Linked DNA regions of Homo sapiens: region 1 is linked to region 2. A link is a contact called in ENCODE Hi-C or POLR2A ChIA-PET data. All regions are on one chromosome and are shown on one strand. Each heading gives the region's core, a stretch centred on a gene start or an enhancer-like site at or near the end of the contact. The rest is flanking DNA. Distances are from core to core; before and after follow the strand shown.

The links. Hi-C counts contacts between places; a loop is a spot of excess contacts on that map. ChIA-PET counts read pairs that join two places held with the same protein, here RNA polymerase II (POLR2A). Pooled maps may share reads with other maps.
Region 1: a loop to region 2 is called in a pooled map, with 3 times the contacts of the local background. The contact joins two enhancer-like sites. A Hi-C loop is called at or near these places in 1 of 168 maps with a recorded cell type or tissue (heart right ventricle) and 2 of 50 pooled maps. POLR2A ChIA-PET finds 5 or more read pairs at or near these places in 1 of 52 experiments (PC-9).

What each region holds. Positions count from the first base shown.
Region 1 is chr2:150,585,405-150,590,335 of GRCh38, forward strand. No RefSeq gene overlaps it. Among named protein-coding and RNA genes, the nearest start is that of LINC01920, 16 kb to the left of the region's middle. RefSeq lists an enhancer at 1,391-1,685. Within about 2 kb of position 1,572, at least 5 of the 41 ENCODE cell types and tissues checked have a DNase peak (open chromatin) inside an H3K27ac peak, as active enhancers do; they include PC-9, where a contact is called at or near this core.
Region 2 is chr2:150,908,489-150,913,552 of GRCh38, forward strand. No RefSeq gene overlaps it. Among named protein-coding and RNA genes, the nearest start is that of LINC02612, 280 kb to the left of the region's middle. Within about 2 kb of position 3,368, at least 18 of the 41 ENCODE cell types and tissues checked have a DNase peak (open chromatin) inside an H3K27ac peak, as active enhancers do; they include PC-9, where a contact is called at or near this core.

The DNA.
Region 1 (4,931 bases), core at 322-2,821, 320 kb before region 2:
GCAGTTATTTATAGCAGCGTGAGAAGAGACCAACATACTGGTAGATTCTTTCTTCTTTTTCCTGGATGACTTAATCTTATTTTGCTAACTTTCATAATCTGAGATCTCAGATACCTTGCCACATAAATAGCTATTTTATTCTTTATCTGAAGTTGATTTCTTATTAATGTTATTACTCTAGAAAGTGTAAGCACCTTCCTTATATATGTGATTTATGCAGAGACATTTTGGTTATTAGAGATGATATTAGGAAAATATCCATTTTCCAGGATTTTTGGTTAACAAATGCAATGTAGGACTCACATTTTTGTAGGGTTCACAATTACCTCCACCACATTTCTCAAGAGACTCTCTGGTAACTTTCATTCCAGATCAGTGACAAAGATGACAGAAATTTTTGCTATTGTAGCTCATTTACACACAAGATGAAACAAGCGGGACAGATGTTCCTAAAAAGAATGAAGTGCAATTTAAGAAAATAACTCTCTTTGAACTTTGAAAATGACATGGAGGAAATTTGGATTCTGATTTCAAGAGGTAGAATTTGTGAAGAGTAATGATTTTACAACATCCCACCCCACTCCCTTCTTCCTGGTTGAACTGATGGATGCTCCAACCTACAGCATTTGTACTGATTCTACATTGATCTTTTTCTGCATTGGGCCTGACTTAAGGGAATCTGACAGCACTGGGCCAAAAAACCAGTAACATTTATTAGGCCCTTGGTTACTGAACAAGCACAGAGACAAAGAAAAACTTAACTGAAGATTGTGTTTATACATTTGACACGTGTCAGGTAAGATATTTGGTTCACATGCAATAAAAATGAAATGTAGATTTCTCTGGAACTCGTGACTTACAGGACTTACTCAAATGGGCATTAAAAAGGTGCAACATGACTGCTTTTCTCTATAAAGGAAGGATATTTAAATTGAGACAGTGGAGAAATGCACATTATACAGGTACATCTTCCGTCTAGAAAAGAATTCTTGCCTTTTTTCTTTTATTGGCACAGACAGAGAAGAGAAGAGAAGCGGTGTGTCCATTTGTTTGCTTTCCAAATGTTTAAATGTCACTCAAGAGAAAGTTTTTCCCATATTTCTATGAGACTCGTCTTATCACCAGAATTCAAGTCTACAATCTCTTATACACAATTCCAAAATTGAAAATTCTGAAACTGTAAATGTTTTTGCAATTTTGGCTCCAAAGCTCTTTGAGTGGCAAAATCTGCCTTAATCTGATGTGAGGCTATTTATAGACTTTATTCTACTAAGAATATTTATTTCACTGTATAAATTTTAATATATTTATTGTGTGGTGCACCCTCAGGCCTGTATATGCAGAATATTTAGAATATACACTGTATTTCCTTTCTAACATCTAAAATATTTTGAATTTTCATCTAAGAGTTTTGGATAAAGGAATGTGAACCTATGCCACAGAGAAAAGAAAATTCAGTTCATTGAGCCTGATTACCTCCAAGCTCCTATCACTGTGGGCAAGGGTTGAAAGACTTGTCATATTGGGAAATGAAGTCCTTGTCCAAATGACCCGATGAATCACTTCCTTCCTTTTTGGCCAGTCTGGTCTGTTCATGGGTCACCGAAGACAAGAGTCAAAGAATCACTGTGTTTTAGAACAGACGTGCTGATCTAAATTTTAGATTCTAAAATATGCTCTGTTGACTAAGCTGCATTGCCTGGTAACAAAGACAATCACAATGAGGATTCATTCATTCCATAAATATTTACTGAGCACCTATTATGAAATGTCAAACATGTTGTAACAGAAAAAGAACCTAGATACAACTCAGGAGCCCTGGGTTCAAATTGGTTTAGCCATCTAACTCCTGTATAAAGTTTGGCAAGTCATTTAACTTCTCTTTCTCTCTAGATATTTATGATAATTAAATTTAATAATATACTCAAAAGATTTGTACATTTTATTGAGCTTCTGTGCTAAATGCCTTATATGTACCATATAAAGAATTATTATGTGCAGAGAATAAGATTGGTGGGCATACTAGGATGGGTAAAACACCCACTCTCAAAGAGCAAACTGATAGAGGAGTAACATATGCACCTACAGAACTATGCCAGGCTTTTATTTTTTTTTTTAATCACTGATAGGCAGCACCAAAATAATTTTGGAAGATAAGCTGCTCTAAGTCCTTGCAAGAAAAATATGGACGGGGGAAGGGAGAAAGAAGCATCTGAAAGGAATTTCATCTAAAACAGCTGCCTTGCTAAGTCCCTGTTTCAAATTGCCTGTTAGCTGATCTGACTTAAGACTTTTTTTTGTAATCAAGAAACAAAATCTGTGGGGTTTGCTAGTTCAATTCATTTGCACATTTCTCACAGCTACATATGGCAGGACTGGAATGATCAAATTTCCTTCAGCTTTATCATAAATCAGAGAGATTCCAATGTGTCCTTCACAGCTTTAAGTTTTCAAAACCATCACGACTAATGAAATATTTATTCTGAGACCTACAGCCACTTGCATGGAGTCACGTTCCTTAGAGGAGAGACTTTGACAAAAAGCCCATCAAAAAAGCAGCTGGGGGCCCCCGACCCTGGCCGCACTACCATTCTCCACTTTTGGCCTTTGCATCTGCCACCTTCAGGTTACCAAATGGCATCTCTCATAAACTGTAAGCACAGGCATTTTGCTCAACCCGACAGCTTTCAGTTGGAAACTAATCAAACTTTAAGGATTCGACTTAAGAGCAGGAAAAGGCTTTCTCAAGGTTTTATTACTTTGTAAAATGTATTAGGTTACAAATCAAGTTAATTTTAAAAGAGAACCTAGTTATTTTTTACTAGATGGTTTAAAAGTTTTCACTGTTATATAAAGCCAAACAACCAAAATCAGATAAATTTCCCTACAAATTGGCTGTTGGCCAAGTGTTTGCAGAAAAACTAGGATGAACCCATTTGCTGCAACAGCAACAATGACGCAAATGATGAAGAGGCTGGGCTGACACAGAAATGTAGTCCTTCCTCGTTGAGATTGTTGACCGAACATAGAAAAGCATTTACAAACAACCTAGGGAGATTTCTACCATGCTCCTTTGCAATGTTTCTTTGCTATTCTTCCCATCAAGAAGTGAAATCCATTTCTCCTTCTCTTATCTGATCTGTCTATATGGCCAGCTTTCACCAACAGAATGGGACAAGAGTGGCAGTGCCAGTTCTGGCCAGGTTTTAAGGGTTCTTACAACTTTTGCTTTTGCTCTCTTGCAACACCGACTGAGACTGCCATGTAAAGGGAGCTGGCCCAGCCCCCCTGAGGACAAGAGCCCATTGCAAAGAGAGCCTATGTGCCCCAGCCAGCAAGACGAGTGAAGCCATCTTGTTCCTTCTGGCCAGGATAACATTCTAGCTAAATGCAACCATACAGGTAAGCCCAGGTGAAACCAGCAGAAAAGTCAGCCAATCACCTCACAACATTATGAGAAATAAATTATTGTGGTTTATGCTTCTATGTTTTAGGGACACCTGCATTCTGGTTTTGACCTTGCCACGAATTAGTTGTTGACAAGGTATTTGATTCTATGTACTTTATCTCACATCTCAAAGGTGGAAACGTGAACTACATAAAAACTAATGTCCCTTCTTGTTTCTGTGTTATGGAAACTTGCCCCAAATCTGCAAACTTCAATCCATCCTTGATAGCAGAAAGCTGTAAAGGTTCACTAAGAATAACCAGGTTGGGAGCAGTGGCTCACGCTTGTAATCCCAGCATTTTGGGAGGCTGAGGTGGGTGGATCACGAGGTTAGGAGTTCAAGACTAGCCTGGCCAAGATGGTGAAACCCCATCTCCACTAAAAAAAAATAAAAATAAAAAAAATTAGCTGGGCATGGTGGCAGGCACCTGTAATCCCAGCTACTCTGGAACTCCAGAGGCTGAGGGAGGAGAATCGCTTGAACCCAGGCGGCAGAGGTTGCAGTGTGCTGAGATCGCACCACTGCACTCCAGCTTGGGTGGCAGAGTGAGAATCCGTCTCAAAAAAAATAAAAGAGAGAGAGAGAATAACCAGCAAGAAAAATCTTAGATAATGGTGGCTCCTGTTGTGGTGGGATAACAAGCATCTCAAAAAACATGCTGGCAAACACATAAAGTAATTGTTACATGCATCATTGAAATGTAAATTAGAAATTCGTGCTTTTGGGAAAAGTAAAGGGCTTGGGTAGATAAAGTATAGAAGAAATAGATTCTGTTTGAACAAGAATTGTTCTGCTTTGTTTTCTATCATTGTGGTTGAAGAGCATTTTGCAAATGAGTGTGGGTAGTTGGCTGTTACCATGGGTCAGGTGCATACAGTACGCACAAGTCAACTGTCAGGAGCCAAAATGAGTCCATCTGCTCCCTTTAAAAATCTTATCCAGTTATTCATTCCTGCTTTTTTATGCACCAACAACATTATCTCTTGCATATACTCTGCATAATTGGTGATTTCTGATTGCCTGCTGAAATTCTATCTTGATGCTGGTCGTAATCATTGCCTGATGGGAACATTTCATTCTTCAGCATGTGTAGTCATAATTATTTTAGATTCCTATGTAAAGTTAATCCACCCTGAAGGGGAATCCCTGGATGTCACCACAGAGGTAACATCTAACATTTCTGCTATTTTACTTTGTCTGATCTTTGTTGAATAAGTAATCATCTTCTGTTTACAAAACTAGCCTAGTAAAATTGAAAGTATTATGTGAAGCATAATGTGTGTCTTTGGCAGATAAATACACCTAGTTATTGATATGTGCTGAATATCGTTATTAAAAAAATAGAGTTACACTGAATGAATGAAATATGCACTGGGTAATGTATTTCATTCTTTCTTAAATTGCCTAGAAAGGCTAAGTTAAACAAGGAAGTATTAGCAGTTGCCTTCCTTGGTACTTTCCTCAGATTTTTCTTACCTGCCG
Region 2 (5,064 bases), core at 2,118-4,617:
CTATAGGGTGGTTAACTAGAAGACATCCTACATGATTGGTTAGGAGAGCAAATTTGGCTTTCTCTAGTTAGTCTTAAATTAAAAGTGGGAACAAAAATTAGAGAAGCTCTCAGATATTAATCAAGTCCTGGCCATTTTGGACCGATTATTACAGAAGTTATTGTTCAGTTTCCTGGGTTGTTACTAGAGATAGTAATCTGATTTATAGCAGGCTAGCTTCCTGGGTTGCTTATTGTAGATAAGAGGGTTGGCATCCTGGTCAGGGTGCAGGTCAGAGTTCTATTTTTATATATGATCTGGCCATTGTTCACTTGTATATTCAGTCTCTCAAAAGCAAGATCTATATGAAAGCTTGTTTTTGTCTTGTTCTTCTTTGGGTTCCATAACATGGTTCTCAACATAGTGTAGGTGCTCAATACATTTGAATAAATGACTGAATGACTTCATGGTAGATGTTAGAAGTAGGAGCATCTGAGCTAATTTAATTGGATAAGCCAGATGTCACCACGCAGGGGAGAAAAACTGATGGAATTAGACATGAGAACAGGCTTTAGACATAGGGAGGTGTAACAAAATCTCTTGTCTTTGCTTCTTCAGTAATACCTATGACACCTCCAGTTTAGGTTCCACTCCCAGAAAAATCTTCCTGGTAAAATTTATCCCAAAGTTCAGCTTTGTTTTCTGGTCTTTGGGGCTCACACAGAAAATTGTGCAGTAAAATGAAACCTGACTGCTAGTTTCAAGACATGTATAGACATGAAACAGAGAAGTGTGAAGCATGGAGCACAACACAGTTTTGAAAAGACTAGATAGAGGGACAAAACCTTGAGCTGTAGAGTGACAGGAAGACAAAGGGACAGGGTGAAAGGTTATCTTTGGGGACAGTTTTGAAGGTGAATGCTACTCTACTCAACAGCCCTTCTATCTACAACCAAATCTCCACAGCACCTGGCCTCCATTTATATTTCCTAACTCATTTCTTTATTCCTGGGTAGGAAACCAGCAGGCAGCCAAACTGGCTACCAAAATATACTTTTTTTTTGTAGTTTTTATCTTCTTAACTTTCCCTCATGACATCTTTAGCTTGCCTGCCTTAAAGTTCCTCTTCTTCTCCTTTTCAGGTCATTTCCTATTCTACCTATCTTTCTTGACCCAGCCCAAAGCCAGTCTTTAAGATGCTTCTCTGACCAGCTAAACTGAAAATTGCATGCCCCTTCTCTCCACGCTGATGACACTCATGCCATTACCATTTACTTACTAGTAGGCACTTTCTGTTTGGCTTTGTTTTATTACCTTATCTTGTGTAAATGCCCATCTCTACCACTAGTCTCAAAGATGAAAGAGGTGCTGGCTTACAGTTCCTTGTACTGTCACAGTCTTTCTATCAGAGTTTTGCACATGGTAGGGAAATAGTAAGTGATGGCTTATTGTGGCAATTATTAAGGGTTACTGGCACTTGAGAGATGAGTTTTAACATTAAGGCTTAGCTTAAATTAGTAACATGCACATGGATTCCCCCAAATGAGCTCATGATGTTTATTTATTATATATCAAATGAATTGTTTCTATAAAACGATGTTTCTTTTCCTCCTTAGAATTGGCCATCAGGTTTCCTGTGTTTTTCCAAATTCGGCAATATTAGCTTTAACAACAATTATCATTTAGGAAACCATCTGCCAATATATGTTTTTATATACCTTTCCTCCATTGAGTCCAGTGAGCTTTGCCAAACTGTTTCCAAAAGTAGTCTGTTACTTTAATTCACTTTTAACCAGTATGATTATCATAACTTTAATTCCTTCTTCTTACAATTGCTCTACTAACATAAATAAAATTATATTCATTGTTCTCAAAATTCTTATTTATAAAATATGGTACAATCACTTTTCCTCCCCAAAGACTAGGATTTAACACCATTTTTCTGTTATTTTTCTTTAAAATGTGGTTCATGTTGTCACATTTATAAAATTGATTTATACAAAATTTAGTCAATTTTTACTAATTTCATCTGAACTATTCTCTATATATCTATTTATTTGTTTACATTTATTGAAACAAAACATAATCACATCTACCTAAAAATTTTATTTTTATTGTTGTTTCAAATTTCTTGATTGGTTGGTTTAATTGTCAAGTAAATGAACCAAGTATTTTGGCACATGGTATCTGTGTATGAAGACTCACAATGATAGTGTTTTAAAGCATAGGATGAAAATAAGTTAAGATTCCCTAAAGATTAGAATGGTTGATTGCTATAGAAAATTATTTGCTCATTTTGAGCTAAGGAATGAAAGAAAGGCTGTAAAGGAGGTGCTCACTCAGCCTTAACATCACTGAGCCCAACTGAACCATCATCACACCTGTGATTAGAAACCTTCATCATCAATCACCAATTATAGCAGATAAGAATATAGAAGTTAATGATGCCAGTCGTGACAATTGCTGAACACATTTAAATGAGGTGCAGCATCTGATTGAATTGCCAGATAACTTTAAGGATTTCAGTAAATTCCTCTTCTAGTATAAAAATAAAAGTGGAAGGAAAGCACCCCAAAACTATCATGACAGACATATTTGCAAATCAATACTTAAAATAGAGATTTATTGTAGAGAAAAAAGGAGTAAAGCTTTTTGGTTTTGTTTTTGCTTAACATACAAAAAAAAAAAAGTAAACCAAAGCTATAGAGGCAAATGAAAATAATGTGACTAAATTATGCAACTTGAAAAATGAAGCAAAGGACAGATACCCAGAAAATTTGCATGGAATACCAATTTCACTGTCCGAATGAAAAATTAGACTAGAATAACAATGAAAACAAATCCTAGTAGGTAAAACCACAGTGGATTTGTTTGTGTCAGGTCACATCTGCCGAGCCCAGAAAGCCTGCTGAGGACACTGGTTAATAGTAAACACCTTTTTGGAGCTGCCTGTCACAAGGACCACATCAGGGAATTCCCCTTAATAAAATCAGTAACTTTATTTAAAAAAAAAAAAAAACTAAAAACTAAAGTCATCAACTTATATTTAAATTTCAAAAAGAGAACTAGCTTTTTAAAAAAATTACAAACAAATGTATAAATCTAGATTTTGTATGCTATACTGGATCTGCTTAAGGTGCCACATGCCTGTATTTAGAATATGTCCCACAAATAAAAATAATATTCTATGAATGCAATAAAAAACAGAGATATTGGCTAGCTGTTTTGCTTAATCTGTAAAGTGAGATATGAAAAGCTGATATAAAAAGAATAACCATAGCATTAACAATACTGATGTCATGGCAGCTGGCATACCTACAATGTTTTAGGCCCTAAACTACATTTTCTACCGTCACTGTCACGTGGCGAGCCACATATTGTGCAATATGCTTTAGCAGGCATGTTGCTAGTAAACTGAAGAAGCACTTGCTTGATGGGAAAAAGAAAGGATGAAAGAAACGACCAGAGCAAACTTGAGGTCAAACACAAAATCAAAGTTTATGATTTGGCTCTCAGTTTTATTTCAATAACTGAGAAGGAACGAAAAAGAAGCAGTAAAGCAAAACAAAGTAGAATGCACTCATTTGGAGCCAGGAAAATGTTTTTGAAGGAATCTTTGGGGTGGAAGTGCTTAGTCACAATACTGGTTGCATAAGGAGTGCTACGCAAGAAAAATAACTCGATCTTGGGGGAAGAGCTCTCCCGTGTGGTGTGTCCCTCCTGTCACTGTGAGGACCACAGTCATGGTTGTGAAACCAGCCGGCAACTCAGGCTGCCCTGGTGCCACAGAGCTCCAAGTCCAAGAAGTAAGACCAGCAGCGTGTTAATCTTATTAATCCCAAAACTGGCTTTATTTCTGCACTGGAGAGGAAGGATAGGGGGTTTCTATTACTGACTAGGAATCTGAAACCCAACTTTGTGGTTCCCAAAAACCCAGTTCAGAAAACCTTATTTAAACATTTATTTAACTCACCTGCTTAACTCAGTCCCCATCCCCTCCCCTACCAGGAATCAAGTAACTCAGAATCGATGGATGCATTTTATGTCTTCCTCAATCATACAAGCCACAAATGGTTACCTAAGGGCTAATTTTGCACCGGCCCTTCCTATAACTCCCTAGTAGTGGAACATCGGCCCTGTACACGCAGGACAGGGGTCAGGAGAGCCAACAGTTGGAGGTTTAGACTTTGAGTACTAAAAAGCTCATTTTCAAACATTTCATCTGATTTCTCTTTCCTGATAGAAGTTTTCTGGGGGGATTTTTTTCCTCAGCTGTTATCTATTTCTAACAAAAACTTTAGAAAAATTTTCCTGTATAGATATTTCACCATGGGAAACATTTATTATAATAAGAATTTAAGTGTATATTTAGGAGTCCTTATGCAAGTGAGCAGCAACTAGTTTATTCAATTAATTGAACAGCTGAGAACTACAAATGGTTTTTTATGTTATACCAGTTAGAGTTTATTTTACTTATAAAAAACAAATGTGCAACTTAAACTATCTTTTACCGTAATGGCCTTTATTCATTCCCTTGTGTAATTGAAACATTCAGCATGTTCTGGGTTCCCTGCAAGAGTGGATTCAGCAACCCAGCAATGCCGCAGAGGCTCCTGGTCCCTCCATTTCTAGGCTTTGTCTTGCAAGGCAGCAGCCTCATCCTCTGTCTTGCTCTTGATCCAGGGTGGCTGCTGTCATTCTTCGTCAAGACGTCGAGACCTGTAGGGGCTCACTTTTCTTCCCGCAAACATAGAACCGAAGTCTTGTACTTCATGCAAGTGATCCAGTTCAGGTCAGATAACTACTCTAAACCAATCACTGTGGCCAAGGGGAAAGGACTTTGCTAGGTACCTTACCCTAGTCCAGGTCAGAACTGAATGATGCGCAGTGGTAGTCATTTCCAGGGGCAGCACTTGGTGATATTGACAGGTCTTGGCAAAATCTGATCATGAATCTGTTCTATTTGGTATTTGAAAAAAGGACTGACTTATCTTTTAGAAGTAGACTGAGTTGGCTTCAGATTCTTTAAATTGATCAGGATAAAGGCAGAAACAGGTGAAGGGAGAGATGTTGCTTCCCGAGGGA